2 separate regions of the Homo sapiens genome follow, and region 2 is linked to region 1. Evidence: read pairs that join two places in POLR2A ChIA-PET (ENCODE). Cell type or tissue: PC-3. All regions are shown on one strand.

Region 1 (2,500 bases):
TTTAGAAGTGATAGAAGTGCAAATTTGCAAGTAATCACTTGCTATCTATTTTGTATGTTAGAATGGAGACTTATTCAAGTAATTGCATGAGTTTTTTTGCATTTTCCTCTGTCGGTACGGCTGACTGACCCTTAGCAAACTTTGTTCATACTGAGCATATTAGATGGTTCTGCCTTAGTCAATTCGCTGATGGTCTACTGGTAACACCAAATCCTGGCTTAGGTCTCTGGAGGATATTTGTAAAGCAGTGTTATACTTTTTGGCAATGATTCTAAAGTGAAGTAACACACAAAATTCTATTTCATGGGTCCTCAAGGAGGCACTGCTAAATTACATTACAAAGGCATTTGACTCATAATATGATTTCATTCAGTAAATCTATTGAAATTACTATTGAGAGAAGGGCTTAATTTCACTCCCTTTGTGATATTGATGGTCAGTAAAATGAAATCGAACTTGCTCACATTACATATGTACATTCAGTTTTCCTAGAACCTTGAAGCTTTTTGATTTTGTTTTCCTAAAGGTTTTCAAAAGGAGCCCATTTAGCATCTAATTGCTTGTGCCTTCCACATTGTTCTTACAGTCTAATGTCTTCTCAGTTTACAAAGCACTTTTAAAATTAAAGTGGTTAATAACTAGAATTACATTATTTCCTTCAACTAAGTGAACTAATGTCCTGAAACAACTTTTACTAATGTGCACTCAGTAACAAAGAACCAACTGTATACATGTTAATTTGAGGAGCTTTCAAATAATTGCCCTCAAAGTTGTTTTTTTTCCTCCTCTCTAGTGGTGCTGCAATTATCTTTTCAAAGGGATGATTTATTACATATACACACATGGAGCTCCAAAACAGCCTTGCTACTCTCAGCATTATGGAATTGTTATAATTTGCTTCATTTATCATAACAAACAATATAGTTATATGCTCTGATGGATCTAGAGCAGCATTTGTCATTTGATTATTATGCTATAAAGGTCTGATGTAGAACTAGAATTAAATGAAATAATACTAAGAGCTCCTACGTCCATGCTGCTTTTCTTTAATACTCAGTCCTTCCCTGAGTGGAAATACTGAGTACCCTCTTTTGTCCATATTTTGCCATAAGTGGGTTCTTAAAAAGTTAGATGTAAATCTAAGTTTCAAAAATAGAATTTGGTTCTGAAAGTACTTGGGGAATCAGTCTGTTGAGTGATTTTATTAAAAGCAAGTATCTCTTTTGACATACCAAAGTCACTTACCAGTTTCAGTTTACAAGGATAAAATCAACTTAGTATTATTTGCTACATTTTTGGCACGTACTGTGGGCAATACCACAGTACCTCAGTACGTGCTGAATGTAATTAAAAGACATCTACACTTTTATAATTCAGTGTATGTATATTCGTTTTTCATAGATCATCTCGAAGACTTTTTAAATGACTCAGTATTCCACAAACATTAATCGCTGGGGCACTCCTAGCTATAGACTGAAAGTATGTGTGATGAATGATGGGTAAGACATTGTTCCTGCCCTTAGAATTTAGTGTAATGAAATCACTTTGAATGAGCAGGATGCAATGTGCTTTATTTACTCTTCGAACTAGCTGAATTTTAGCTGGCTCCCTATGAGCCCGTTAAAGGAAATAGGAAAGAGCTAGCCACATAACTTTCTTTCAGCATCGTTTTATTATACTCGTTCTGCTTTAATAAAATAAATTTATGAAACCGATACATTGAGGCACAAGAATACTCATTACCAAAACTTTCAGCCTAGGCTCCTTTTAGATAAAAAGTTCCTCGGAGTGCATCTGAAATCACATTTTGTTTGGACAAAAGAAGAGATAATGTACCTGTTTTCAGGGGGCATATCTGTTATTAAATGAGACTCCACAGTCTTGATCAATATTCTGCATAAGGACTTTTTGGCTACAAAGCGCTTGTCTGGACTGTAGCTTGCATTTCAGACCTCTTCTTAATGATTACCAAAAAAATACTGAGTGTGAACTGCAGTACTGTGAGCAGGTAAAGGCAGATTGGTCTTTGAATGCTTTGAGAACCCTAGATAAATGAGCACTAGAAAGTGCAGGTGAGACCCCCAAGAAAGCCTGCCTGGCTGGAGAAAAGAATGTGTCTTGTAGCATAGTGCTGGATTAAAACAGACATGTAGAATGAGGTGAAATGATTGAGAATCTTAAGGCAAAGCTCTTATAATTAATCGAACCATTTGCATGCAATTAATTATGGGCTTTGTGATACGTGCTGGGAAAACACTTACTGGATTTGTTCTGCTTTTAACATAATGTTAAAGAAAAATATTGTTTATAACATTTGTTAAAGAACAGTAAGACAGATTTTATTCAGGTAACTGTTGTAACAGGTATAAGAACTACTGCAGTGGAGTTTTGGGGTAGGGGAGAGAGATTGGGCTCAACTCTGAAAATAAGGAAAAGTAAAAGTGTATCACCAAGGAGTGAGGGTGAGAGTGTGATATCAGTGGATGAAAAATTACTAAGA
Region 2 (2,500 bases), 480 kb before region 1:
TGTACAGTTTCTACCAAATGTGTATTGCTATGGTACCATTGTAAATTTAAAAAATTGTATGTCAGACCATCGTTAAGTTGGGAACTGTTTATATTTATTTTGTCTTCTTTGCAATGGTTGCAGAATACTAGGTATTAAACTCTGGTAAATCATCACAATCTATACTATAGTATAGTTTGAAGTAGAATAAATATTTGTAGAATGGTGTTTTTAACCAAGCAGATTCTTTGAGAATATGATTTGATGTCTGAGCCTTGGATCCTGTTTTCAGCGTAGGATACCTGGGGAGTATAGTATTTCCCTGTAATCCTTTTTATTTCTGTAAGATTGGTAGTAATGTCTCCTTTTCTTTCTAATTTTAGTAATTTGATTTTAAAGATTTAACTTTTGGTTTTTTGATTTTCTCTATTATTTTTTGATCCTCTGTTTTTTAAATTTATACCCTAATTTTTATTTCCTTTCTTCTCCTTGCTTTGGGTATAGTTTGCTGTTCTTTTTCTAGTTACTTTTGGTGGAAGGTTAGATTATTGATTTGAGAACTTTTTTTTCAATATAGGCATTTATAGGTATAAATTTCCATTGAATCAGGCTTTTGCTACATCCCGTAAGTTTCAGCATATTTTGGTTTTGGTTTTGTTAATCTCAAAGTGTTTTTAATTTTGTTGTAATTTCTTCATTTCATTGATTATTTAAGAGTATATTGTTTAATTTCCACAAAATTCCTTTTGTTATTGATTTTGAATTTTATCCCAATTGTGGTTGGAGAACATACTTTCTATGACTTCAGTCTTTCACATTTGTTGAGACTTGTTTTGTGGCCTGTCGTATAGTATATCCTGGAGAATGTTTATGTGCACTTGAGAAGAATGTGTATTCTGCTGTTGGCTGGAGTGTTCTTTAAATGTCTGTTAGGTCTAGTTGGTTTATAGCATTATTCATGTCTACTTACATCTTTTGTGTAGTTATTCTGTCCATTTTTAAAAGTTAGGTATTGACATCTCCAAATATTATTGTTCAGTTGTTTATTTTTCTCTTTAGTTCTTTCAGTTTTTGCTTCATGCAATTTGGAGTTATTTTAGCTGCACATATATTTGTGATTGTTATATCTTTCTTGATGGAGTAAACATTTTATCATAAAAATGTGCCTTTGTTCTAACAATTCTTTTTTTTTTTTTTTTGAGATGGAGTCTTGCCGTGTTGCCCAGGCTGGAGTGCAGTGGCGTGATCTCGGCTCACTGCAGCCTCTGCCTCCCAGGTTTCAGTGATTCTCCTGCCTCAGCATCCTGGGTAGCTGGGATTACAGGTTTACGCCACCATGCCCGGCTAATTTTTGTATTTTTAGTAGAGACGGGGTTTCACCATGTTGGCCAGACTGGTCTCGAACTCCTGACCTCAGGAGATCTGCCCGCCTCAGCTTCCCAAAGTGCTGGGATTACAGGCGTGAGCCACCATGCCTGGCCTGAGTTATATTCTTAATGCCTGTACCAGGGATTACTTAAGATAGTTGATTTTAAGTCTTTGTTTAGTAAGTCTAATATCTGGGCATCCTCAGGGATAGTTTCTGTTGATTGCCTTTTCCCTGTATAAACATACTTTCTTGTTTCTTTGCATTTGTTTGCCCCAACTGTTATTTACCACCTCAGGCAGCTGCAAAATTAATCAGTCATTTCTAGTTGTTTTTTGAAAGACTTTTCACTGAACAAGCTTAGAATTAGGTCAAATAAAGATAGTCTTGCAAGTGAGCTTTTCCAGGGAATCACTAGACTGGGCATATGATGACAGTTTTCCAGAAATGCAGCTTTAAAGGTGTTTCAAACCCATTCTGCCCCCTCCAGTGGCTGCCAGGCCACTAGTTTTCACGAAGATTGCAGGCTCTTGGTATTCAAGACTACTACAGAACTGGAGAAGAGGGGATTGGAATGGTACAAGTTAAAATGCCATGAAGCTTGCTCTTCTTACCAAGATTTAGCATTTCTCTTGAATAAATGCTTCCTGTATTATTGCAAGTCTTTGGTTAATTTTCAGAGTTCTGAAAAAGTTGGTTCTGACACTTTTGGCCAGTTTTCTGGTTATTTTGTAGTGGAGGGAATTTTCAGATGTTCTTATACCATTACATTTGCTACTGTCTGCCTGTGGAATAGTGTTGAAGCTAGAATCAAGTTCCTGCTTTTTAACTTAGTGTTTCTTGGGTTTTGGGTGGCCAATTGACTAAGAAATCTAAGCTTTTATTTCTTTCTCTCAAAAATGGGCATGTTAATATATACTACTTGGAATTATTGTAGGGATTACATGAGATCATGCATTTAAGAATCAACTGGATAAAAGCTAACCTATATGTTACTACCAAATGGAAGGATACATAAGTTCAAAAGGTAGAAATGGGAAAAAAAAAAGATTTTATCACTTAGGCCTGTTTTATGGAAGCAGAGCCACTTTGAGTATTTTAGAGAATAAGTGGTTTACTAAAGGAGTTGAATCTTAACACAAATGTGAGAAGAGC

Evidence for each region. ChIA-PET counts read pairs that join two places held together with the same protein. Peaks named below come from ENCODE experiments on the same cell type or tissue, not always from the same donor. Only the 100,000 strongest peaks of a DNase experiment are listed, where the experiment ranks them.
Region 2: POLR2A ChIA-PET joins it to region 1 with 8 read pairs; 2 of 35 experiments call an interaction of 5 or more read pairs at or near these places.

What each region holds. Positions count from the first base shown.
Region 1 is chr2:33,229,592-33,232,091 of GRCh38, forward strand. All of the region lies in intron 9 of LTBP1 (latent transforming growth factor beta binding protein 1), which reads left to right. Among named protein-coding and RNA genes, the nearest start is that of MIR4430, 190 kb to the right of the region's middle. In PC-3, CTCF peaks have their summits at 317 (motif pointing right) and 519; a DNase peak (open chromatin) is centred at 1,490; H3K4me3 peaks cover 1,136 bases; H3K27ac peaks cover 2,500 bases.
Region 2 is chr2:32,747,528-32,750,027 of GRCh38, forward strand. The region is part of intron 12 of TTC27 (tetratricopeptide repeat domain 27); the gene reads left to right. Among named protein-coding and RNA genes, the nearest start is that of LINC00486, 77 kb to the right of the region's middle. In PC-3, no CTCF peak of the experiment used is centred here; no DNase peak of the experiment used is centred here.